Linked DNA regions of Homo sapiens: region 2 is linked to region 1. Evidence: chromatin loops called from intact Hi-C (ENCODE). Cell type or tissue: mammary epithelial cell. All regions are shown on one strand. Links, peaks and the distances in the headings refer to the core of each region. The heading gives the core; the rest is flanking DNA.

Region 1 (11,048 bases), core at 989-8,988:
TTTGGGCGTTGTTGGGGTGGGGACTTACAAAGAAGACAGAAGACTTATAAAGAGGAATTAAGATCTTTCCTTTTCGGTGAAACCTCGTCTCTACTAAAAATACAAAAAAACTAGATGGGCCTGGTGGCGGGTGCCTGTAGTCCCAGCTACTCGGGAAGCTGAGGCAGGAGAATCGCTTGAACCCAGGAGGCGGAGGTTGCAGTGAGCCAAGATCGCGCCACTGCACTCCAGCCTGGGTGACAGAGCGAGGCTCCATCTCAAAAAAAAAAAAAAAAAAAAAAAAAAAAAAAAAAAAAAAAAGATTTTTCCTTTTCAAGACTCCCTTCAAGCCTCTGTACACGAAATCATCCTGGCTGCCTGACAAATTCTCACTGTGCCTTTAAGAGCTACCTTGATCCTCACTTCCTTTGCTAAGCCTTCTTTTCCTATCATTAGGAATCCGCTCCCAGTGCTTCTGTGGAAATTTGTACGTATGTCTACTACAACACTTTTTAAACTGGCGAGTGGTCTGTGCTTTGTCTTCAAGAACGCGCCCAGGCTCAGAGGACCCGGAAGCCTATATCTTTCCAAAGTCCAATTTAGCCAGAGCCAGCGTAAACGTCGCTCTCAAATGTCACAAGGGAATCGGGGTCCATTTTCCACAATGTTGTGAACTCAGGATTAAAAACGGATTGGTACAATAAAACAAACTCCCCTTGCCGTGCCATTGTCCTCACAATGCCGTGACTCGGATTCGAACCGAGGTTGCTGCGGCCACAACGCAGAGTACTAACCACTATACGATCACGGCGAGCTACTAGGGACACAGGACCTCGGCTTGTCGCCTGAACTCTTCTCTGTTGAAAGCCCCGCCCCCTTGCAATGTCATTGATTTGTCATTGTTTGTTCTAGCCTATCTCCACCCTCGCAGCCATCTGAGGGCACGCAAGAGCATTAATCTCTGCTTTCTCGATTTTGGTCCACACTTGCCTGCGCACCAGACACGGTGGCCGATTTCTCCACCGTGGAGGCTGCTCTTGGGGTTCCCCTTACCTCGCGCCTCAAGGAAGTTGTATGGTGGTGGGTCAGAACTGATTTTCCTTCTTGTAAAATTTAAGAGCTCCAGTCCCAGCCAAAGTCGTTCAGATAGCATGATAGTCAGGGCATGGTGAGCGTCAGAGAGACTTTGGGCCACCATTCGGGCGTCCTCAGGGGCTTCACATCATTGCAGGCCCGGCCTCATAGGAATCCTTTGGTTGCAAAGCACTTTCATGTCCCTTCTTTTGCGGTCCGTGCGTACAGCCAAGAGGAGACTTCGGGCTAGGGAGTCCACAGCGCTCCCGGCTGCTCTTGCGGGTGAACGTGGGTGCGGGAGGAACCTGGTAGATAATGGACGCTTAGGAAAGCTGGAATGGCCGCCATCTAGACGAGAAGGGCAACACTGGGTCAGCTGCTCGTCGTGGCGTCCCGGTAGCTCGCCGTGATCGTATAGTGGTTAGTACTCTGCGTTGTGGCCGCAGCAACCTCGGTTCGAATCCGAGTCACGGCATTGTGGAAACAATGGTACGGCAAGGGCCTCTTTTTAGACTTAGAAAGCCACACATTCTTCTGGGAAGCTAACTCTAAAAGCTGTTACCTGGCCAGGGCTGAAATTATAACGGACAATGAAGTGTGCACAAAAAGTTCGGTGCACACTCTGGGGCTTTCCTTTCTCATCTGCTAGTGAATCAGTCACCCCCACCTTCCCCAATATGTGATTATTTTATTTTTGTGTAGTTTCTGTGTGGTACTCTTTATTTTACCCTTGTGAATGACCGAATCATATATTGGATCCTCTAAAAACCTTCACACTAGCTAAAACATCAATACTTTGGGACAAAGGGGTGATAGGAACAATGTGCAAACATTAATTAAGGGTTAGAAGAATGCAGATTAGACCATACGCTGAACCGTTTTGCTTCAGATCCCGTGACAAGTGAAATATATGACTGCACTAGAGGTGCTGGTTCCAGTAGCCACTATGAGGGGTGCTAATGAGAGGTTTGTGGCCTTCATCTCCACAGTCTCCTAGGTGAGAGGGGGTTTTCTCCTGGAGGGTTTTCCCCTAATCTACCTCAAGTTTAAGCACATTTTGTTTGCTTGTTTTATGTGGACCTAAAAAACCCAAACTCAACAAATTCAAGTCTGTCATTTGGCATTAGGCAAAATGGAAGTGAGTTTTGGATTTGACTTTCAGGCAGCTGGTGGTGGCTATGTCACTCTCAAGGAGGGAATGAGAGGGCACTGAGGAATGAGCCTCTCCAGCTCCTCTCAGGTGTCCTGAGGGTGGCAAGGCAAGCCCGAGATCATTCCTGGGAGAGACAGACATTGCAATGGGGTTGCGCCCCCTCTACCCACAATCAATCAGTAAAGAATGAACAGCACTTAAAAGCTAGGCACTGGCTTCATGCCTGTAATCCCAGCACTCTGGGAGGCCGAGGTGGGCGGATCTCTTGAGCTCAGGAGCTCCAGACCAGCCTGGGCAACATGGCGAAACCCTGTCTGTACCCAAAATACAAAAATTAGGGCATGGTGGCGTGTGCCTGTAGTCCCGGCTACCTGGGAGGCTAAGGTGGAAGGATTGCTTGAACCCGAGAGGCAGAGGTTGCAGTGAGCTGAGATCACACCACTGCATTCCAGCCTGGGCGACAGAGCAAGACCCTGTCTCAAAAAAAAAAAAAAAAAAAAAAAAAAAAAAGCAAGGCACTGCGTGGGGGCTGTAATCTCCCCAGGTCTCCAGTCTCCCAGTTCTCTACATTTGGCGAGTTTAAACCACACAACAGGACAGCTCACACCTCGAGAGTGTTCTGCGCAAAATAGAATGGGGAAAGGTGAGCCTGAGAACTTGCCAAGCTTTGGATGACTGATTCAAACGTTATATGTCTAGAAAATCAACATCGCCAACAACAAAAAAAGAACTGGCCAACAGGAATGTGGTGACTTATATTCCTCCAACCCCTCACCAAATAACTGCTGTGACGGATTTCAATCTGTGGGCTGGAATAAGGTGTCAGGGTGGGATGCCAGGAAAGGCTCTGGCTTTTCCCCTGAAGACCAGCCCCCACTGCCCTGCTGCAGGTGCTTCAGTAGGCAATGAGCTGCTCCCACACCCTGAGGAGAAAGTTAGGAGTAGCCACTCTCTAAGAGTACTACAAGGAAAAAGTGTCAACCAAGAGGCTGGGCATGGTGGTTCATGCCTGTAATCCCAGCATTTTGGGAGGCTGAGGTGGGAGGATTGCTTGAGCTCCGGGGTTTGAGACCAGCCTAGACAACATGGTGAGAAGCTCTCTCTATAAAAAATACAAAAATTAGCCAGGTGTGGCGGTGTGTACCTGTAGTCCCAGCTATTCAGGAGGCTGAAGTGGGAGAATTGCTTGAGCCTGGGAGGGGGAGATTGCAGTGAGCCGTGATCATGCCACTGAACTCCAGCCTGGGCAACAGAACAAGACCCTGTCTCAAAAAAAAAAAAAAGCGTCAACCAATAAAACAAAAATCACAAACATTCACCATCTGAGATAACCCACTAGCCATCCATGTCTGAGGTCAGGAATGCTAAAGAAAGCTGAACTGAAAGTGTTGTATTGTGACCTAGTTGCAGGAAGAGTGACACGAGGGGAGGGCTGCCTTTTTGGCAGCTACACGGTAGTCCATGAGATGGGCGCATCCAGCTCTCAACATTTCATAACATCCTCTTCTGAGGTCACTCAGTCAATTTTCCTTACAAAACAGACTTTGATAATGATTTGCCCATTAGACTTCCCTACAGGAAAAAGCATGCTTTGAACAAGCTTATTGGCACTGTTCTCCTAACTGTGGGTGTTTTGGTTTAGACTCATAAGAGTCTGGTTAGCATAATTCATTTCCCTTGTGCCTACTTATCTCTAGGTACACTGACAAAATGGAATGTCAGGGCTGGCAAAGCCCTGCTCCTGGAGACCCTGGCCTGGAATGACCTCATCAAGACCCCGCTGCCCTGGGACACCCTCTCTGAGCAATCAGTCAGCACCCCCTTCCTGTTGGTCCCTTGCTTTTAAAATTGTTTTATGATTTCTGATTCTGGGAATGTAATATTTCCTCCTATCACTTCCAGCTTGAGGTTGGAACTCTTCTCTAGGTCTCAGTGCCAGGAAAGAGGTAGGGTGCTTATACTTAAGAGCACCCTGTTCACACATTCCAGCTCCAGTTGTTCCCATCTTGGTTGGATTTGTTAATTTCTGCAGGTTTCCAACCTCTAAGTCACTTTGAATTTTTTTCCCTTCCATCTGATAGACCCTGAGGTACAGTAGTTGATAGTACTAGACTAGTCCTAACTCTAATTAAGGGGTAGCATAAGTTGGGGATGGTGGCTCACGCCTGTAATCCCAGCACTTTGGGAGACTAAGGTGGGAGGATTGCTTGAGCCCAGGAGTTCAAGACCAGACTAGACAGTATAATGAGACCTCGTCTCTGTTGGGGGAGCTAGCATAGCTTAGTAATGAAGCCTCTGACACCTGAAAGTAGGCTGTTTAAGATTTGAATCTCAACTCATCCATTTACTAACTAGGTGACCCTGGGGAAGCAACATGTCTCCATGCCTCAGTTTTCTCACCTGTAAAATGATTGTAGAATGACTTCTCATCTGTAAAAGGATTGTTATGAAGATTAAATGAATGAATATTTGTAAAGCAATAGTGCCTGGCACTTACAAAGCCCTACTGAAGTTTTACTTAAATAATATAGTAGATGGGAATATAACATAATGAAATCAACTCCTTAAAAATGAACACCCTGGAACATAAACATCCAAATGAGTATTGTGTTTCAAATCAGGCATTCCACTTTCTCCAAACAGCTGCCCAAAATATTTTTGGAATTCTTATTTGGAGATTATTTTCAGGGCTAATTTATAAGCCATATGAGTACATCCACCTCAATATTTATAATCACATTCTATTTTGAAATAACTTTTGACTGCTTTTAAAGCTACCTTCAAAGAGAAAAATGTCACCACTGAGTCTTTTAAGGCACAAAAATTTCAATGACAATGCCAGAAATGTTTTATAAATAACATTCCAGCAAAAGAAAAACAATTTTTTTTTTTTGGTAGGAGTGTGTAGACTTCAAAGGGCAAACCTTGAAAGGGACAACAGTAATTTATAAGCTTCAGATTGTCTGCTTAAACCATCAACCCCACAGCTTCCTGGTTATACTCCCTGGTTATACCTCGTATATCTGGGAGCTGCCAACCCCCACAGGGGCGCAGTGTTGAGCAGCTGCCACTGGACCAGCAGGCTCTGGTCCTGGAAGGCTTGTCCAAAATTCAGAATCTTGATCCACAACTCAGAATTACCCAGTGAAAATCTTCGGTTTTCCACAAGGTCCTCTCCAAGTGATTCATCTGCACAGGAAAGTTTGAGAAGTGCTGCTCTAGCCTAAAGCTCTAATGGAATCCTTCATTGTTCATCTTGTGAGTACTTGGGTTACTAGAAGGGACCTGCCTGAATCTACTGAGCCTCATCAATGGGGATGTCATTGAGGTTTTCACAGTGAGGAGATGGTGATCTGGGAGGGAGTCATCAAAGGGCCCATGTTTAGGGCCGTCTAGGGAGGAGGCAGCACATCTGGATTTCCACTAGAAGGCGCTGTGCCCCAGGAAGTAGTAGTGAAAAGCTGAGGCTGGAAAAGACTCATTTAATTTGCAACATACCACTTCTGACTTAACTGAGCCTGTTCCACAGGGATTCTCTGGGTAATGAGGACTCAGATTTCATCCATCTACTTATCTATCCATTCATCCATCCATCCATCCATCCATCCATCCATCCATCCATCCACTCATTCATTCATTCATTCATTCTTCATTCTTCCCATAAACTAGCATCTCTTAGTTCTTAAGTCATTGGGGGCTGCAAAGCTGTATAAGATACTTCTTGCCTAGAGTAGTTTATTTTTGAGCTGAGTTTGTCAACTGAGATTTGCCCCTCATCCAAAGTCAAGTGACCAGCATAGACTGTTCAATATGCTGTAGTCGGTCTCTTGTTTCTAGGTACTTCTCTCCATATCCACAAAAAGAAACTGTAGGGAAAGATGGTGCAGGACTTTATTCCTGGCATGAGACCTGAAACTAATTCCTGAGTCAGGAAGAATGCAGGAGCTGCCTTGCAGAAGCAAAGGTCTAAATCAGTGGTTTCCAAACTTTTTAGAACTGATAAACTAGGACAAACTTTTCACCACTGAATGAAAAAATGAGGTCAATGTGGTAAGCTTTTAAAATGCTAAATGCATTTAATCCAAAGGACTGTCCTCTAGGCTGAGACAATGACCTTTTTATTTTTGAGGTATTAAAGTGACTTTTATAAAACTATGGAGAAAGTAGGTGATAGGTGTTTTTTTGTTTGTTTTTGTTTTTGTTTGTTTGTTTTTTAGACGGAGTCTTGCTCTTGGCTCACTGCAACCTCTGCCTCCCAGGTTCAAGCGATTCTCCTGCCTCAGCCTCCTGAGTAGCTGGGATTACAGGCATGTGCCGCCACACCCAGCTCATTTTTGTATTTTTAGTAGGGACGGGGTTTCACCTTGTTGGCCAGGTTAGTCTTGAACTCCTGACCTCAGGTAATCCACCTGCCTCGGCCTCCCAAAGTGTTGAGATTACAGGCATGAGCCACTGTACCCAGCCAGTGATAGGTTTTAAAAAACATCTTTTCTTGGAAACGTTTTAAATTGGCAATGTTGGTCTCCAAAATTAGTTTTGAGTTACTGGTCAGAAAAATCTGCAAATACAAAGCTCACTACAGAGTTCAGAGAGCCAAAGCATCAGGCTGAGCAGAAATGGTCCTGGGTGAGTAGGGGGTCTGAGGAGGCATGCTCAGAGGGAGATGTGTTCCTGTTCTGTTGGGCAATGGTCCATGCTGACACCTATCCTCCTGCCCAATAACCAGTAGTGCCTAGTATGATCTGTGCTAGGCCTTGGAGATATGAATTAAATAAGACCCATTCTTACTCTGAGATCATTTTAGTTCGGGGTTAATCAGATGAGTGAAGAACTAATTAGAACTATGCCAGACATATATACAAAGTGTGTTGGAGCTTAGATCGTTGATTCTACCAGGATACAACATTTGATCTGAGTTCCAAGGCATGCATAGTACTTTTCCTGGAAAAGAAAGGGAAAGGATATTCTACTTGGGAGGCTGAGGCAGGAGAATCACTTAAGGCTGAGAGGCGGAGGTTGTAGTGAGCCGAGATTGCTCCACTGCACTCCAGCCTGGGTGAGAGAATGAGACTCTGTCTCAAAAAAGATAAAAAGGAAAGGGTATTCTAGGCAAAGAGAAAGGCATAAGTAAAAGCAAGGAAGTATGATGCACAGATAGCATAGGAAAAGACAAGTTGTAGCTACAACATTAGATATGGAGGGGAGGGAGGCCGGGGAGGGCGGATCACTTGAGGCCAGGAGTTCGAGACTAGCCTGGCCAACATGGTGAAACCCCATCTCTACTAAAAATACAAAAATTAGATGGGTGCAATGGCACATGCCTGTAATTCCCCCTAAAACAAACAAACAAAGAAACAACAAAGATATGGAGGAGAGAGTGGAGGGTGAGAGGCTGGAGCCAAATTTTGATGAATCTCTTACTTGAGTCAGGCCTTTTTCCTGGAGGCTGGTGTTTCTTCACATTTTGTGGTAACATTGCTTTGGGGATCCATTGACAGCCACAGCCTTGTTCTCCAAAGTAATACACCTATGATAAAATATCAGGAATTCACAAATTTCCTGAAGGCTGTCCATAGGCTTTGTGTCAGGCATTGAGGGGAGAGGGGCATTTAAGTTCCCATTTTTAAGCAGAAGAGAGACATAGTCATATCTGTGTTTTAGAAAGGTTAGGTGTAAATGGATAATTATATCCTGATAAAAGTCTTCATTCAGGAGAGACAGAAGAGAATTTCTGCTCCCTGGACTAGTAGTTGATGTTGGAGCTCGGGGACTAATACTCATCTAGGGATGAACGAGGGACTCTTCCCTCAAATCACACCTATAGATGTTTTCTCTTTAGCATGGAGGTAGAGGGGATGAACATGTTGGATAAAAAAAAATGGATATGAGGCTTGAGTGTGTCATCCAGAAGATCACCAAGATGGCTAGATGGTAGAAAGGAGAGCTATATTGGTGATATCAGTTTGCAGCTGGGAAGAGAAAGTCTCCAACGTGGACCAATGGTGCTCTTTCTTCTTCTTCTTCTTTTTTTTTTTTTTTTTTTTTGAGACAGTATTTCATTCTGTCACCCAGGCTGGAGTGCAGTGGTGTGATCATAGCTCACTGCAGCCTTGAATTCCTGGTCTCAAGCCATCCTCCCATCACAGCCTCCCAAGTAGCTGGGACCACATGCACACACCACCACACTCAACTAATTTTTGTATTTTTTGTAGAGACAGGGTTTCACCATGTTGCCCAGTCTGGTCTTGAACTCCTGTGCTCAAGTGATCCACCCACCTCGGCCTCCCAGTGGGCTGGGATTACAGGTGTGAGCCACCTCACCTGGCCTGCTCTTTCTTCAAGGAGGGGAAGGACACGTTGGGTTTTATGCTTCACAGAGCTTGTGTCATACACATTCAGCAGATTTGGGGAAAAGCTATACATATTTATGAGGGAACTCTATGTATGGGCAATGGGTAAACATGTATGTAACATACATGCCACGTTCACTTTGGGGTAGGATTTTGGCATTGAAATGAGGTGGAATTGGCTCCACATCAAAAGATGAACTATAGGACACCAAGGCAATTTGTGCACAGCCTCTATAAGCTGTCTGAAACTGGCTTAAGGTCTGCAATAGCTTCTGAGAAAAGAATATTTGTAAGGCTGGTCCTCTGTCTAATCAGACTTGGGGTCTGGGTTGTAAATCAGAGCTCATAGCTCCTATTATTAGAGACCTTAGCCATAGGAATTTAGCAATTTGCTATGCCAGCCGGCACCTTGGACCCATAGGTAAGTTACTTTCCTTAAGCTTTGAGTCTGTCTTACTTGATAATGGTGCATCCATTTTGGTCTCTCAGATCAAAAGAGGAAGATCTAATATCAAGTGTATAATGTTTTCTAGAGTCAGGGTAGCCAAAACAGCATGAAAAGAGACGTATCCATGTTATACTGATATTGTTAGCATTGAGCATTTGACATGATGGTACAATGTGCAAATTTCAAATGTAATTTTAAGTTAAAAGGGAAAGATACATACAAAAATTGCAACAATCTGACTTGAATTTCTTTTATTTCCAAACTTTCTTCTAAATTTCAGTCATACTGGCCACGGTGTTTCATGCCTGTAATCCCAGCTGAGGCGGGTGGATCATAAGGTCAGGAGATCGAGACCATCCTGGCTAATGTGGTGAAACCCCATCTCTACTAAAAATACAAAAAAATTAGCCAGGCGTGGTGGCGGGCGCCTGTAGTCCCAGCTACTCGGGAGGCTGAGGCAGTAGAATGGTGTGAACCCGGGAGGCGGAGCTTGCAGTGAGCCGAGATCGTGCCACTGCACTCCAGCCTGGGTGACAGAGTGAGACTCTGTCTCAAAAAAAAAACCAAAAAACAAACAAACAAACCCCAAAAATTAGCCAGGTGTGGTGGTGCGCACCTGTAATCCCAGCTACTCGGGAAGCTGAGGCAGGAGAATCACTTGAACCCAGGGGGTGGAGGTTGCAGTGAGCCGAGATTGCACCATTGCACTCCAGCCTGGGCTACAGAGCGAGACTCCATATCAAAAATAAAAAAATTTCAAAAAGTCAAACTATTTCTGTGTCATGACTACTCTGGTTCACTGGCCTCGTCCTGAGTCTAGATAAAATATTTTTAACCATATAATCAAAGCTGCAAATAACTTCTTTTTCTTCAATTCTCTTTGGCCAAATGCTTCAAGAAAACTCAGGTGATTCACAAGTTCATATGTTCACAAATTCTCTGATACTCCTCCCTTCAAGAAGTAGAGCTTAGCCAGGCTTGATGGCACAAGCCTATAGTCCAGCCACTTGGAAGGCTGAAGTGGGAGGATCACCTGAGCCCAGGAGTTTGAAGCTACAGTGCACTATGATTGTGGCTATGAATAGCCACTGCACTCCAGCCTGGACAACATAGCTAGACCCCATCTCTAAAAAAATTTTTTTAAAAAGAAGTAGAGGCCGTGCACGGTGGCTCACACCTGTAATCCCAGCACTTTGGGAGGCCGAGGCAGTCGGGTCACCAGAGGTCAGGAGTTCAAGACAAGCCTGGCCACCATGGTGAAACTCTGTCTCCACTAAAAATACAAAAATTAGCTGGGCTTGGTGGTGAGCACCTGTAATCCTAGCTACTCCAGAGGCTGAGGCAGGAGAATTGCTTGAACCCAGGAGGCAGAGGTTGCAGTGAGCTGAGATCACGCCATTGCTTTCCAGCCTGGGCGATAAGAGCGAGACTCCAGTCTCAAAGTAAAATAAAAAAGAAGTAGAGCTTAATTTCTCTTCCTGAAGTGAAGGTGGGCTGAATGAATTATTCTTTGAATGAATAGAATAATTTGGAAGTTATGGTGTGTCACATCTGACAGGTCTGATAGGACATTATAAATGGCATTGTAGCTTCTTCTTTGTTCTCTCTTGGATCACTAGCTCTGAAGGAAGCCAGCTGCAAGGTCACGAGGAGACTCAAGTGACCTCACGGGGTTGAGATCCATGTGGTGAGAAACTGAGCCCTCCTGCCAATGGTCATCAAGGAAATGAGATATTTGGCCAATAGTTATGTGAGCAAGCCATCTTTGAAGCAGATTGTCTGGCCTCAAATCAAACCTTCAGGTGACTGTGGCCTTAGCCAACATCTTGACAACGACCTCATGGGAGACCCTGAACAAGAATCACTCAGCTAAGTCACTTCCAAATTCCTGAGTTAAATTGTGAGATAATCATGGCCAGGTGTGGTGGCTCATGCCTGTAATCCCAGCACTTTGGGAGGCCCAGGTGGGCGGATCACTTGAGATCAGGAGTTCGAGACCAGCTTGACCAACATGGCGAAACCCCGTCTCTACTAAAAATACAAA
Region 2 (16,887 bases), core at 4,656-12,655, 100 kb after region 1:
TGTTGAGCCTGCAGGTGCACAGAAGTGAAGAATTGGGGTTTGGGAACCTCTGACTAGATTTCAGAAGATGTATGGAAATGACTGGATGCCCAGGCAGAAGTCTGCTGCAGGGGTGGGGCCCTCATGGAGAACCTCTGCTAGGGCAGCACAGAAGGGAAATGTGGGGTTGGAGCCCCCACAGAGTCCCTACTGGGTCACCACATAGTGGAGCTGTGAGAAGACGTCCACCATCCTCCAGACCCCAGAATAGTAGATCCACTGACAACTTGCACTGTGCTCCTGGAAAAACCACAGACACTCAATGCTGGCCCATGAAATCAGCCAGGAGGGAGGCTGTACCCTGCAAAATCACAGGGATGAAGCAGCCCAAAACCATGGGAACCCACCTCTTACATCAGTGTGACCTGGATGTGAGACCTGGAGTCAAAGGAGATCATTTTGGAGCTTTATTTTTAATTAATTAATTAATTTATTTATTTATTTAATTTTTGAGATGAAGTTTCACTCTTGTTGCCCAGGCTGGAGTACAGTGGTGCGATCTCAGCTCACTGCAACCTCTGCCTCCTAGGTTCAAGCAATTCTCCTGCCTCAGCCTCCTGAGTAGCTGAGATTACAGGCACCCACCACCATGCCTGGCTAATTTTTGAATTTTTAGTAGAGACAGGGTTTCACCATGTTGGCCAGGCTGGTCTTGAACTCCTGACCTCAGATGATCCACCTGCCTTGGCCTTCCAAAGTGCTGAAATTACAGGCATGATCCACTGTGCCTGGCTATTTTGGAGCTTTAAAATTTGACTGCCCCGCTGGATTTTGAACTTGCATGGGCCCTGTAACTCCTTTGTTTTGGCCAATTTATCCCATTTGGAATGGCTGTATTTACCCAATACCTGTACCCCCATTGTATCCAGGAAGTAACTAGCTTGCTTTTGATTTTACAAACTCACAGACAGAAGGGACTTGCCTTGTTTCAGATGAAACTTTGGACTGTGGACTTTTGGGTTAGTGCTGAAATGCGTTAAGACCTTGGGGGACTGTTGGGAAGGCATGATTGGTTTTGAAAAGTGAGGACATGAGATTTGGAGGGGCCAGGGGCAGAATGATGTGGTTTTGCTCTGTGTTCTCACACAAATGTCAACTTGAACTATGCTCCCATAATTCTCATGTGTTATGGGAGGGACCCAGTGGGAGATAATTGGAATCATGCGGGCAGTTTTCCCCATACTGTTCTCATGGTAGTGAATAAGTCTCATGAGATCTAATGATTTTATCAGGGGTTTCTGCTTTTGCATCTTTCTCATCTTGTCTTGCTGCTGCCATGTAAGAAGTGCCTTTCACCACTCACCATGATTCTGAGGCCTCCCCAGCCATGTGGAACTTAAAGTCCATTTAAACCTCTTTTTCTTCCCAGTCTTGGGTAAGTCTTTATAAGCAGCATGAAAATGGACTAATACGCAGACTACCTGGATTCTAACCCTAACTGCCATTTAATAGCCATTATCAATAGCTGATATTAGGCAAGATACTTAGCCTCTCTGTAACTCAGTTTTCTCACCTGTAAAACAGGGATAATATGTACCCACCCCACAGGGTCATCATAAAAAATCAGTCTATAATAGTGGCTGTCGCACAGTTAGTTTGGAGTGTTAGCCACTGCCATTATTACCATGGAGCTCAGTCTTTGGCTACAAATTAATTTGTTGGGCTTATTTAAAAGTTTGGCCCAAACACATGAACAAAGAGGAAATTTGGAGAGGAAGGGCTGAATTTCTAATTCTGCCTTAGTCTCCTATTTATTTATTTTAATTTAATTTAATTTTTTTTTTTTGAGACAGGGTCTTGCTCTGTAGCCAAGGCTGGAGTACAGTGGAATGATCTCAGCTCATTGCAGCCTCAACCTCCTGGGCTCAAGCAACCTCCTGTCTCAGTCTCCTGAGTAGCTGAGATTACAGGCCTGTGCCACCATGCCTGGTTAATTTTTTATTTTTGTAGAGATAGATCTTGCTCTGTCACCCAGGCTGGAGTGGAGTGGCATGATCATTGCTCACTGCAGCCTCGACTTCCTGGGCTCAAATGATCCTCCCACCTTGGCCTCCTGAGTAGCTGGGATAGACTACAGGCATGCACCACGACCTCCAGCTAATTGTTTGAAAATATGTTTTAGACATGGGGACTCACTATGTTGCCCAGGCTGGCTTCCAACTCCTGGACTCAAGTTATCCTCCCCTCTCAGCCTCCCAAAGTGCTGAGATTACAGATGTGAACCACCATGTCCAGCTCAGTCTCCTATTTAAAGCAAATCTGGGAGCAGCTCTCCTCAACGGGAAACAGAATGATCAGAAAAGTGAAAGTAACGTGTGTTGAGACCTTAGCAAGCACCAGGTGCCATGCATATCTTACATACAGTCTTCAAAAACCTAAGCTTTACATACTGTTATTATCTACTTCTTACGGAGGAAACAAGCGAAGAGTGATGAGCTTGCTAATAAATGGTGGAGCTGGCATTTGATCCCAGGAGCTCTGGCTTTAAAACCCACCTGTTTAACCAAGAGTGGCAGGGATTTTTTTTTAAAATGAAACACACCACTGTTCCTATTTCTTAAGTCTAAGCCTCTTTATATTTTTTGGAAATTCAAATATCTATACTCCTTATGAATAGCACATAAATCTACTTCCCCATCTTAAGCTCATCCCCTCTGGCTGGTCCAATAGAGTACTTTAGTTTCAAGAAAAATTTATATTTTGAGCTTCCCTGCTAAACTAGGAGTTAAAGAATGCTGACCTTAAAGCCTTGGCTGTAGCAGTAGATTTTGCCATGACTGTTGTGGAATAGGCTACTAGGCAGGGATGGGAAGAATTTGGGATGTAAAGCTGGAAATTACTGGGATATCAATGGCTGGCACTTCTGGGTTTTATGTCTTGTATTCCCTACTACTCAAGGCCCCCAATCTTCAGTCTATGTTAGGCATTCACTGTCTTCCTTCCTATCTCTTAATATAATGTCTTTCCTGTAGGTCCTGATCCTTAGGATGATTTTTCTCTTCTAGTCTATGCTGTATCCATTTCAAGCCAAGATATCACTTTTAACTTTCTAGGTTCTCAGGAAAGCAGGCTTCTTCCCTATCTCTATTTTGTCTAGGTTTCCTGCCCTTTAGCATCGCAGTGAAATTTTTAAAATAACAGTTACGAGTTTCATCTATTCAGTCAGCATTCCCAGAGTACTGCTCACAAAAAATTTTTTGATTTGCTTTTTTTGTGATTGTGTATACTCTATCTTTTTTACTTGTTAGTGTCCATATCCATTTTTATTTTCAGGGTGAAATTCTCAGTGTTATACACCCTTGTTTTGTTTTGGCTTTGTATTTGAATTTGCTTCACTCTATTTTTCTCTACTTTTAAGGCTTTAAAAAAATAGGTCCTTCGGCATTTTCTTCACTCTTTTTTTTTTAATTGACATGACATTCGTAGCATAATATTAATCATTTTATTTTTTGAGGCAAGGTCTCTCTCTGTCACTCAGGCTGGAGTGTAGTGGGGCCATAGCTCATTATAGCCTCAACATCCCAGGCTCAAGCAATCCTCCTGCCTCAGCCCTAGAGTAGCTGGTACCACAGTTGTGTGCCACTATGTGCTAACTTTTGTATTTTCTGTAGAGACAGGGTTTCGCCACATTGCCCAGGCTGGTCTTGGACTCCTGAGCTCAAGGGATCCTCCCATCTTGGCTTCCCAAAGTGCTGGGATTGTAGACATGAGCCACCGCACCCGGCCATATTAATCATTTTAAAGTATACAATTCAGTGGCGTTTAGAACACTCACAATGTGTACCACCTCTATATAGTTTCAAAACATTTTCATTAGCCCAAAGGACAACGCTTTACCCATTAAGCAGTCACTCCTCATTCTACCCTCTTTTAGCCCCTGGAACAACTAATCTGCTTTCTATCTGTACAGATTTTTCTATTCTGAATATTACATATAAATGAAACCCACATATGACCTTTGTGTCTGATTTATTCTACTTAGCATAATGTTTTCAAGGTACCTGCATGTTGTAGCATGTATCAGTCCTTTGTTCCTTTTTATGGCTGAATAATATTCTATTATATGCATATGTCACATTTTATTTATTCATTCATTCTTTTATGGACATGTGGTTTGTTCCCATCTTTTGGCTATTGTGAATAGTGTTGCTGTGAACATTCATGTACACGTATTTGTTTAAGTATCTGTTGTCAATTCTTTGCAGTATATACCTTGAAGTACAATTGCTGGGTCATAGGGTAATTCCCTGTTTGATTTTTTGAGAAACCACCAAACGGTTTTTAACAATGGTTGCACCATTTTATATTCCATCAGCAATGTACAAGAGTTCCAATTTCTCTAATTCCTTAGCAATACTTACTGTTTTCTTTTTGTTGTTGTTGTTGTTGTTGTTTGGTTTTGGTTTTCTAATTATAGCAATCCTAGTGGGTTTGAAGTGGTATCTCATTGTGGTTTTGATTTACATTTCCCTAATGACGAATGACATTGAGCATCTTTTTATGTGGTTGTTGCTCACTGGTATATCTTCTTTGAAGAAATATCTACTTAAGCACTCTGCCCATTTTTAAACTGAGTTGCTTGTTTTTTTCTGTTGAGCTGTAAGAGTTTTAAAAAATATATTTTTGATACCAGGCACTTAGCAAATATATGAGTTGCAAATGTCCCATTCTTTAGGTTGTCTTTTCACTTTCTTGGTAATGTCCTGACATAAAAGTTTTAAATTTGGACACAGTCCATTTTACCTATTTTTTTCTCTTATTGCTTGTGCTTTTGGTGCCATATCTAAGAATTCATTGCCAAATCCAAACTGATAAAAATTTACCTTGATCCTTTTTTCTAAGAGTTTAGTAGTTTTTGTTTCTACATTTAGGTTTTTTTTTTTTTTTTTTGAGGCAGAGTCTCGCTCTGGCTCTGTTGCCCAGGATAGAGCATGATGGCGTGATCTCAGCTCACTGCAGCCTCTCTGCTTCCTGGGTTCAAGCTATTCTCCTGCCTCAGCCTCCCAAGTAGCTGGGATTACAGGCATTCACCAGCATGCCGGCTAATTTTTGTATTTTTAGTAGAGACAGGGTTTCACCATGTTGGCCAGGCTGGTCTTGAACTCCTGACCTCAGGTGATCCACCTGCCTCAGCCTCCCAAAGTGCTGGGATTTACAGATGTGAGCCACCACATCCAGTCTTTTTTTTTTTTTTTTTTGATCCATTTTGAGTTACTTTTGATCCATTTTGAGTTACTTTTTGTATATGGTGTGAGGTAGGGGTCCAAAAAGTGTCATTCTTTTGGATGTGGATATCCAGTTTTCCCAGAACCATTTGTTGAAAAGATTACTTCTTCCCCATCAAATGGTCTTGTCACCCTTGTTGAAAATCAATTGTCCATAGATGTATGGGTTTACTTCTGGTCTCTCAATTCTATTCCATTGATGTTTATCTCTGTCCTTATGCCAATACCTCACACTGTTTTGATCACTGTAGCTATGTAGTAAGTTTTGAAATTGGAAACTATGAGTCTTCCAACTTTGTTATTTTTTTGATATTATTTTAGATAATCAGGGCCCCTTGCAATTCCCTATGAATTTGAGAGGATCTACTTTTCCATTTCTGCAAGAAAAAAAAAGGCATTGGAATTTTTATAGGAATTGCATTGAATATGTAGATCACTTTGGGTAGCATTGCTGTCTTAACAATATTAAATATTCCAATTTCCAATAGATGAATATGAGATATCTTTTCATTTATTGATGTCTTCTTAACTTTCTTCCAGCAATGTATTGTAGTTTTCAATGCACAAGGCTTTCACCTCCTTAGTTAAATTTATTCCTAGATATTTTATTCTTTTGGATGCTATTATAAATGAGACTGTTTTCTTAAGTTCCTTTTTGAATCATTCTTGCATGTCCACTATTAATTTGTACTGAAATCTTCTAAGCTTTTCATTAACTTGTCACTTTGTAATCGTTCTCAAGTCATAAATTACCCAACAATATCAAAAATATTTATTATTTAAGAATATCACCAACTTCTGAGCACAATTCTTTTTTCTCTTTCTTATTACATCTAGTACAGTGTCCTCTTTACTTATAATATAGGTATTCAGTAAACTTATTAATTTACCAATTTTTATTCATTATTTATTTTTATGTATTTTTAAATTTTAGAGTCAGGGTCTTGCTCTGTTGCCTAGGCGAGAGGGCAGCAGCACAGTCATAGCTCATAGCAGACTCAAACTCCTGGGCTCAAGCAAGCCTTCCCCCTCAACCTCCCAAGTAGCTAGGACTACAGGCGTGCACCACCATGTCCAGCGAATTTTTAAGTTTTTTGTAGAGATGGAGTCTCTGTATGTCACCCAGGCTGGTCTTGAACTCTGGGCCTCAAGTGATCCTCTGCCTCGGCCTCCCAAAGTTCTGGGATTACAGGTGTGAGCTACCACGCCCAGCCCTTGATTCATTACTTTAAAAAATGCAAAATCATGTCATGTAAATATCTATCCATGCTTTCTTTCTATTCCTATTAGCATTGCCTTAGTCAGGCACATGCAGTTTCTCCCTGTGGAATTTTCAGGTTTTTTTAAATATTGTCTCTTCTTCCTTCCTAAATCTTGATGGTAATTTGTTTTTGCAGTCTGGATCAAGATCAAAATTGCTGCAGGCTACCTCAACTTGTCTTTGGTTCATCCATGCTGCTCTTAAGGGAGAAAGAGAGAAAGGGTTCAGGTTCAGTTATTAAAATACCTCTTCCATGAAGTTTCCCCTAGACTGATTATTGAAAAGCTAAAGCTAATTACCTCTCTTTTTCCATCTCATTTGCGTGAAATCGTAATCTCTCCAGCTTTGTATCTAATTATGTACTCACTCTTGCCTTAATTAAAATGTATTTAAAATCACAGAATTAGAAGTTGGAGGGGATCTTAGGAATATAATGCAGACTCCTGGTTAAATGTGGTCGAATGAGCACATTCACTTGTCGCTGATGCCTAGCCAAAGCCTTCTAAAATGTCAATATATTCAAAATGCATAAACCAACAAGGACAAAAAAACTGGGTAAGAAGATGACAGTGACTACACTTCAAGAGTTGTAAAGCCGATGGAAAGGTGGAAACTGACCTAGCAGAGTGATAACCCATTAAACTATTAATGAAAAAAACTCAGAGCAAGCCAATTCCCAGAACTCCAGAAAAGCTTGGGTATTAGAGGTGGTAGGTATCTCTGAAAGGGGAAAAATGACTGAAAAAAAAGCCATAGTTGAGGGTAGGGATACTTTACAGAAAATGGGACTTAAACGAAAGCCAATATTAGACAGTGACAACCTAGCTCCCTTCTCCAACTCGGTTCTGAGAATTCTGCAACCAGCTTACCCTCTTCAACCCACAGGAAACTGGAAAATTCCTCTTTGGGAAAATGTTCCACCCCAAGAGCAGGGAAAACCTTCCAAGCTTAATAAGATCATTCTACACTGATCAGCCCAACCTCCTACTCTGCCTCACCTCTGGTATTGGTCTCACTGTTCTTTCTTTTAGTTTAATTTATCGTGGTAAGAACACTGAACATGAAATCTACCCTATTAACACATTGTTAGGTGTGCAATATGTTTTTGTTGTCTATAGGCACATTGTCATGCTGCAGATCTCTAGAGCTTATTCATCTTGTTTAACTGATACTTTATGCCTATGATTAGTCACTGTCCTATAAAGGATCACCTTCAGACAATAAAGGAATTTCTCCAGCATGAAGGACAGAATGAACAAAATGGAACTCAGAGGAAATCAAAGCAATGGAGTTGGCAGGAAAATGTGTTTAAAAAATACCTACTGTCTGTTCCTGTTGCTAGGAAAAGATATCATATCTCCCCTTTCCCCAAAGAAAGGAGGCTTTAAAAAGGAGAATTGAGAAGAAAAGAGACTCCTGTAAGTGGAAAATGCTATAGTAGAAAAAAAAAATTCAACAGAAGGGAAGGAAAATAAGACGAGGAAAATAAAGTGGTTTCTGAGGACTGAAACCACATAGTTTACTGTTTAAATTTACAAGACATTACTCTTTCAGTCTCTTCACAAATAAAACTTTATTATAAAAGGGACCTCTTTCATGAGGCAATAAAAGAAGCAAATAACTTTGTTTATTCTGGGATTTATTTCCCCCAGAAACTGTTAAAATAAACATCAAACTGTCCGATTTACCAATAGATATCATCAAGTGACAGTTTACTCCCCAAGAATTGTTTTTTTCTTTTTCTTTCTCTCGCTCTCTTTTTTTTTTTTTTTTTTTTTTTTTTGAGACAGGGTCACGCTCTATTGCCCAAGCTGGAGTGCAGTGGCATGATCATAGTTCACTGCAGCCTCCAGCTCCTTGACTCAAGTGATCCTCCCTCCTTAGTCTCCTGAGTAGCTGGGACTACAGGCATGCATCACCACACTCAGCTAATTTTTTTATTTTTTGGTAGAGACAGGGGTCTCACTATGTAACCCAGGCTGGTCTCAAACTCCTGGGCTCAAGTGATCCTCCCTCAGCAGCCTCTCAAAGTGCTGGGATTACAGGCATGAGCCACCAAGACTGGCACCAACACTCTTTGAATCCGTCACCTCAAAATCTTGCTGTGTCCACCAACTCTAAACTATTATCCTTATCCAATTCTGATCAAGCCCTAGCATTGAAAGACCTGCCTTAAACCAGACTTCAAAACTTCATAAATATGTCAACTTTTCCCTGCCCCTTCTGAGAGGCTACTAAGACTCTGTCAAGTTAGTGTTCTTCCTTACTGCCATAGGAATAAAGTTGTCTTTGTTTAATCAATGGCCTGTTTTAGTGATATTTTGGTGGAGCCAAAATTATTACCTTTCAAAAATTAGTACAAAAAGACATAATGAGACAGAAGAAAAGAGAAAAGCAAGTTAAAAGATCAGAGATCTAACATCTGAATAATATAATAGAAATTTCAACAAGAGAAAGAAAAAATATTGGGAAGAAAAATACTAAAAGAAATAATTTGAGAAAATTTCCCAGAACTGAAGGCCATAAATTTCTAGAATACAGGGCATGATGAAATCAAAGGAGACCCACACCAAGGTTAAAATCATTGTACAATTTCAGAAATGTTGAGATACTATAGAAAGCCGAGGAAAAGTGCTTGGTTGCCTGCAGATTAATATTATTGCCACCAGATGGCAAGAATTCCTCAAAGGCTCTAAGTCTAAGATTTTTGTTTCATTTTCTTCTTCAGATCTTTCCAACGCATTAGAAAGGGAATTCTCATTTGGCTTCTCTCCATCTAGTCTGGCTCCATCAGAGATCTGACTCTTTTCTTCCTAAATGGCTCTGCTGGAAGGTCACTGTATAATCAGCCTGGAGGAGTAAGTGCATTCTCTTTGAGGAATTGACTCATGTGGCTTTGAGGTTAAAAGAAAGACTTTTAAGAGAATGGGCTCTGGACTGCAGTTGTCTATTGTGAACAGAAGGACTTCTGTCATGCAGGGATTCCACAAAGCATTCGTTCATTCATTCTTTCATTCTTCCAACAAGTTTTATTGATGCTGACTATATGCTGGGTACTGTGTTAGGCACTAGGAATAATACTTCAGTGAAAGAAAATCAGACATGGACTTTGTCTTCATGGAGATTAAATTCTGAGGAGAGCAACATTCCATAAACGTATACACACACACATATATAAACAAATATATGTAGCTATATACATACATACATACATACATACATATATATTTAAATAAATTGCGATGAGTGCTATGATGAGCTAGGTATGTGGAGAAAAAGAGACCTATTAGGTCTCTGAAGAATCTGATGGATTCCTGTAAGAGTGGAAGTAAGCAGATCAGCTAGGAAGCCATTGCAGTTTTCTTAGAGGGAGATGAAGATGACTTGGATCAGGGTGATGCCAGAGGAAAGAGAAGTAGATGAATTCAAGAGAAATTGGAGGTAGAATTGACAGGATGTGGTCACTAGATCTGGGAAGTTAGAAAGTAGATGCATTAAAGATGACTCCCCAGTCTCTGGATGAAGCAACTGGCTGGATGATGGGGTTGCCATTTTCTGAGGTGGAGAAGGCTTGGGGAGGAAGAGGTTTTGGAGGAGGGGATGGTGGATAGAATCAAGAGTTCAGGGGCCTGACGCTATGGCTCACACCTGTAATCCCAGCACTTTGGGAGGCCGAGGCGGGCGGATCACCTGAGGTCAGGAGTTCAAGACCCAGCCTGGCCAACATGGTGAAACCCTGTCTCTACTAAATATACAAAAAAGTAGCCAGGCATGGTGGCACTCACCTGTAGCCCCAGCTACTCAGGAGGCTGAGGTAGGAGAATTGCTTGAACCCAGGAGGCAGAGGTTGCAGTAAGCTGAGGTTACACCACTGCACTCCATCCTGGCTGATACAGTGAGACTCCGTCTCAAAAAAAAAAAAAAAAAGAGTTCAGGGTGGAATGTTAATTAAATTGGCCTTTCTCCCCAGGCATTTAGGTTATTGTTTGGATGCCACTGGTCCAGGCTAGAATGGGTTTTGCTCTGATCTACTGTGTAATAGAATGACTTGGCCTGGTTTATTTGGTTTAAATTGGCTCACAATTGGCATTCATTAAGTTAGAAACTGTTGTTAACACAGTGCCCCTAAAGAGAAATAGGAAAATCAGCTTACATTTGTACTGTCTTTTCTGATGTGGGCATTTGAGAGTTAAAGAGAACTGTCCAGGCTCATGCCTGTAATCTTACCACTTTGGGAGGCCAAGGTGGAGGGATTGCTTGAGGCCAGGAGTTTGAGACCAGCCTGAGCATCACAGGGAGACCCCATCTCTACAGAAAATTATAAAATTAGCCAGGCATGGTGGCACACACCTGTGGTCTCAGCTACTCAGGAGGCTGGGAGGTGGGAGGATTGCTTGAGCCCTAGAGGTCGAGGCTGCAGTGAGCCATGTTTGCACCACTACACTCCAGCCTGGGCTGCAGTGATGCCCTATCTTTAGAAAAAATAATAATAATAATAATGGGCTGAGCATCTTCTACATTTTTTGTCGCATTTGTTTGCACTCTATTCATAAGGAGCACACAGTCTCGAGGACAAGAAGCTTCTGGAAAATGCAAGCCCAGTTGTTTTGGTGGATCCTTCTGAATGATTATGCACAGGTAAGATCCTGAGTGTGATTGTGAGGTGGCAGAGAGGAAAACTTCTTCCATTGCAAACAATATCTCTGAAGATAGAGAACATATTTGTCCTATTTTATCCCCAATATAGTGCTTAATAACATATTTACACAGTAAGTGCTGAATGAAGCTGCTCCACCTGGGTTGTTTTCAGTCTCCAGACCTGTGTTGAACTCTCTGGAGGATTTGAAACCCCTCTTCCCGAAGAGCTGCTACATAATTAGCTGTGTGATGGGACGAGGTGCCTCTCTGGACTCAACAGGGCTTAGGACCTCATTTCCGGGGGTGCTAGGAAAAAGACACTTCTCCTTCCTTCTTCCTACACCCCCTTCCATGGAGGTCTTTTGCCACCATCAACACCGTGTTAAGTCAGAATTTAAAACCAACTTAGCCCTCAACATTGATGTTTTCATTTGTAACCTCAAGGTGGAACAGTTGGTTATGTACTGTGCCCATAATCAGCAGTTACCTCAGTCTTTTTCTTTGATTCATGCTTTGCCCTCTCTTTGTGCCCTACCCTTTTGTTTCGACTATATGCTATTTTGAGGGCAAGAATTGTATCTTTTTAAACTTTATATTTCCATACGACTTATTTTTGTCTCTTTTTTTTGTAATAAAAAGTGTATATTTTAAGTAGTATATACATAAACACAGTGAAACGATTACTACAGTCAAGCAAATTAACATATCCATCTCCTCATGTTACCTTTGTGTGTGTGTGTGTTTGCATGTGTGTATTGTGATAGCACTCGAAATCTTCTCTCCATCAATTTAGAACAGTTCTTTACAGCACTGGCAAGGGGAAGGAATGGCCTGGGAGAGCCTTATCTCCCCCCCGCCGGCCACCAATTTTCATAAACTCCGCAACCCCCCTCCAGAATCATAATTAATACATAAACAAAAGTTTGTAATTATAGACAGAAGCATATTTTTGGTCGGGCGCAGTGGCTCACGCCTGTAATCTCAGCACTTTGAGAGGCAGAGGTGGGCGGATGACTTGAGGCCAGGAGTTTGAGACCAGCCTGGCCAACATGGCAAAACCCTGTCTCTACGAAAAATACAACAAACGAACAAACAAAAAGCCCCACGGGTGTGGTGGCATGCATCTGTGGGCCCAGCTACTCTGGAAGCTGAGGCAGAAAAATTGCTTGAACCTGGGAGGAGGAAGCTGCAGTGAACTAAGAATGCACCACTGCACTCCAGCCTGGGCAACAGAGTGAGACCCTGTTTCAAAAAAAAAAAAAAAAAGCATATTTAGAACACACATTATTTACTACGCAGAAGTAGCCTTGAGACAAGTCCTCTAGCTTCCCCTTCCCTCCAGATTGCTACCCCAGTCTCCCTTGTGAAAAACCTGCCACTCCCACTGCTCAAGAAAGTGTTAACAAACTGTTGTTAAAGGACAGGAGCCAATGCCTGGCGAAGGCTGCAGCATTCCTCTGAAAGCTGGGGTAATGTTGTTTTTGTGCTGGTGGCCTGTCCTCTAGATTCGCAGAAGACTCACCCTTATATAACTTGGGGTTCTTGTTTTCCTGATCCAAAGCTCTTTATTTAATAAACTCTTTGGGATAATGATATGTCTGAAGCCCTCTGAAAAGTTCCCTTTGAACTTTTATCTGAAATGATAAGAAAAAAGTCAGGCTGCACCTGGAATTCAGACTTTGTTTCAAGTTCTTTCAAAGCAATGCAGATATGGAATATTTAAACAAACTACAATTCTGGAAAGCTTTTTAAGTGAAAGTTTTGGTTCTTAGCTTTTGGAGGTGTAGTTTGGAAATATCATACCACATTTAAGCCTCAATCTAAATAATAAAATGTGTAAAATAGTTTTCCTATATACTATTTTCCCCAGTTCAAAAGATTTTGTCTTAGTCCAAGCTTTTTTCATAAAAATTATAATTGTTTGATAGTATAGTCAGTTAAAAAACCAAAATATGAGGTTTAAACATTGAAAAGGACGTGGTAAAATTGTCATTATTTGCAAATGACATTATCATATATACCTGGGAAGCCTAAGGGCATCAACTTAAAAGTTATTAGAAATAGGCCAGGCGCAGTGGCTCACGCCTGTAATCCCAGCCCTTTGGGAGGCCGAGGCAGGTGGATCACAAGGTCAGGAGATTGAGACCATCCTAGCTAACACGGTGAAACCCCGTCTCTACTAAAAATACAAAAAAAAAAAAAAAAAAAAAAGAGCCGGGTGTGGTGGCAGGCACCTGTAATCCCAGCTACTCGGGAGGCTGAGGCAGAAGAATCGCTCAAACCCAGGAGGTGGAGGTTACAGTGAGCTGAGATCACACCACTGCACTCCAGCCTGGGTGACAGAGCAAGACTCTATCTCTATTAAAAAAAAAAAAAGAAGTAATAGGAGCATTCACTAAGGCAGTCATTGCAAACAATACATAAAAATTAATAGTATTCTTATATTTCAACCACAACCAGTTCAAAAATATCACAAGTAAAATTTTTTTGATCACAAATCAAAACAACAACAACAAACCCTAACAGGAAGTAAGCAGGACCTAGATGAATAAAAATATAAAACTTAATAGAGGACATAAAAGGATTGATCTCATGTCAAATTGTAATCCCCAGTGTTGGAGGGGGGACCTGGTGGGAGGTGACTGGATCATGGGGATGGGCATCACCCTTGCTGTTCTTGTGATAGTGAGTGAGTTCTCATGAGATCTGGTTGTTTAAAAGTGTGTAGCACCAAAATCAATTGCAACAAAAGCCAAAATTGACAAATGAGGTCTAATTAAGCTAAAGCACTTCTGCACAGCAAAAGAAACTATCATCAGAGTGAACAGGCAACTTACAGAATGGGAGAAAATATTTGCAATCTACTCATCTGACAAAGGTCTAATATCCAGAATCTACACAAGAAAAAAACAACCCATCAAAAAGTAGGCAAAGGATATGAACAGACACTTCTCAAAAGAAGACATTTATGCGGCCAACAAACATATGAAAAAAAGCTCATCATCACTAGTCATTAGAGAACTACAAATCAAAATCACAACGAGATACCATCTCACGCCAGTTAGAATGGTGATCACTAAAAAGTCAGGAAACAACAGATGCTGGAGAGGGATGTGGAGAAATGGAACACTTTTACAGTGTTGGTGGGAGTGTAAATTAGTTCAACCATTGTGGAAGACAGTGTGGCGATTCCTCAAGGATCTAGAACCAGAAATACCATTTGACCCAGCAATCCCATTACTGGGTATATACCCAAAGGATTATAAATCATTCTACTATAAAGACACATGCACACATATGTTTACTGCAGCACTATTTACAATGGCAAAATCTTGGAACCAACCCAAATGCCCATCAGTAATAGACTGCCTACAGAAAATATGGCACATATACACCATGGAATACTATGCAACCATAAAAAAGAATGGGTTCATGTCCTTTGCAGGGACATGGATGAAGCTGGAAGCCATCATTCTCAGCAAATGAACACAGGAACAGAAAACAAAACAAAACACTGTATGTTCTCACTCATAAGTGAGAGCTGAAGAATGAGACCACATGGACACAGGGAGGGGAACATCACACACTGCAGCCTGTTGGGGTGTGGGGAGCAAGGGGAGAGAGAGCATTAAGACAAATACCTGATGCATACGAGGCTTAAAACCTAGATGACAAGTTGATAGGTACAGCAAACCACCATGGGACATGTGTGCCTATGCAACAAACCTGCACGTTCTGCACATGTATCCCAGAACTTAAAGTAAAATTTAAAAATAAAGAAGTAAAAAATAAAATAAAAGTGTGTAGCAGCTCTCCCTTTACTCTCTTCTTCATGCTCCAGCCATGTAAGTTGTGCCTTGCTTCCCTTTCACCTTCTACCATGAGTGTAAGTTTCCTGAGGCTTCCCCAGCTATGCTTCCTGTACAGCCTGCAGAACCAAGAGCTAATTAAACCTCTTTTCTTTATAAATAAAATAAAAGGATTGATCAGAAAATTGCATTTTATATCCATTTTTTTCTATATTAATCTATGGATTCAATGAAATCCCAACAAAAACTATAATTAAATTTTTTTTGTAACTTGACTTGATTTTTAGTCCAACTGGAAGAGTAGTTACATGAAATTGACTGCAAAAAAAATTTAAATAGTGGTAAGGGATGACTAACCCTTAAATAGAGCCAGCCTCCAGCATGGCCCTAAATGATCTCTGCCTCCTGGTTTTTACACCCTGGAGTATCCCCTCCTATATTGTACCAGGGTAGTAGGGTTGCCAGATAAAATATAAGATGCCCAGTTAAATTTAAATTTCAGTTAAACAATTTATAGTATTTTGGTATAAGTATGTCCCAAATATGTTTATATGCATGAAATATACTTGTACTAAATAATTTATGGCTTATTTGAAAATCAAATTTAACTGGGAATACTCTGTTATTTGTTAAATCTGGCAACTCTATTAAACCAGGGTTGGTCTGTGTGACCAACAGCATAAGATAGAAGTAATGGAACATCACTTCTGGGGTTAAGTTAAAAAAGACTGTGGGTTAAGTTAAAAAAGACTGTGGTTTTTGTCTTGGACATGTGCATTCTCTCTCTCTCCCAATCTGTGTCTCTCTTTGTCCTCTTGAGAGGTGACAGCGTGCTGGCAGTCCTCACAGCCCTCCCTCACTCTCGGCGCCTCCTCTGCCTGGGCTCCCACTTTGGCGGCACTTGAAGAGCCCTTCAGCCCACCGCTGCACTGTGGGAGCCCCTTTCTGGGCTGGCCAAGGCCGGAGCCGGCTCCCTCAGCTTGCAGGGAGGTGTGCTGGGAGAGGCGCGAGCAGGAACCGGGGCTGCGAGCGGCGCTTGCGGGCCAGCTGGAGTTCCGGGTGGGCATGGGCTTAGCCGGCCCTGCACTCGGAGCCGCCGGCCGGCCCTGCCGGCCCCGGGCAATGAGGGGCTTAGCACCCGGGCCAGCGGCTGCGGAGGGTGTGCTGGGTCCCCCAGCAGTGCTAGCCCACCAGCGCTGCGCTCGATTTCTCGCCGGGCCTTAGCTGCCTTCCTGCCGGGCAGGGCTAGGGACCTGCAGCCCGCCATGCCTGAGCCTCCCACCCCCTCCATGGGCTCCTGTGCCCCCCGAGCCTCCCCAATGAGCGCCGCCCCCTGCTCCACGGCGCCCAGTCCCATCAACCACCCAAGGGCTGAGGAGTGCAGGGGCATGGCGCGGCGCGGGACTGGCAGCCAGCTCCACCTGCAGCCCCCATGCGGGATCCACTGGGTGAAGCCAGCTGGGCTCCTGAGTCTGGTGGGGACATGGAGAACCTTTATGTCTAGCTCAGGGATTGTAAATACACCAATCGGCACTCTGTATCCAGCTCAAGGTTTGTAAACACACCAATCAGCACCGTGTGTCTAGCTCAGGGTTTGTGAATGCACCAATGGACACTCCGTATCTAGCTACTCTGGTGGGGATGTGGAGAACCTTTCTGTCTAGCTCAGGGATTGTAAAGGCACCAATCAGCGCCCTGTCAAAACAGACCACTGGGCTCTAGCAATCAGCAGGATGTGGGTGGGGCCAGATAAGAGAATAAAAGCAGGCTGCCCGAGCCCCAGTGGCAATTGGGTAGGGTCCTCTTCCACTCTGTGGAAGCTTTGTTCTTTCGCTCTTTGCAATAAATCTTGCTGCTGCTCACTTTTTGGGTCCACACTGCGTTTATGAGCTGTAACACTCACCGCGAAGGTCTG

Evidence for each region. Peaks named below come from ENCODE experiments on the same cell type or tissue, not always from the same donor. Only the 100,000 strongest peaks of a DNase experiment are listed, where the experiment ranks them.
Region 2: it touches region 1 in a loop (7-fold over the local background); 2 of 110 quality-filtered maps call a loop at or near these places.

Annotation. Positions count from the first base shown.
Region 1 is chr15:45,199,695-45,210,742 of GRCh38, forward strand. TRH-GTG1-9 (tRNA-His (anticodon GTG) 1-9) reads left to right here and starts at 1,457; the gene lies at 1,457-1,528. TRH-GTG1-8 (tRNA-His (anticodon GTG) 1-8) reads right to left here and starts at 790; the gene lies at 719-790. It also overlaps a transcript of SHF not described here. RefSeq lists enhancers at 1-111, 992-1,281, 1,149-1,658 and silencers at 612-891, 1,532-1,591, 1,612-1,661. In mammary epithelial cell, for the core only: a CTCF peak has its summit at 5,635 (motif pointing right); DNase peaks (open chromatin) are centred at 1,477 and 5,637; H3K4me3 peaks cover 579 bases; H3K27ac peaks cover 396 bases.
Region 2 is chr15:45,298,122-45,315,008 of GRCh38, forward strand. No RefSeq gene overlaps it. Among named protein-coding and RNA genes, the nearest start is that of SLC28A2-AS1, 27 kb to the left of the region's middle. In mammary epithelial cell, for the core only: a CTCF peak has its summit at 9,188 (motif pointing right); no DNase peak of the experiment used is centred there.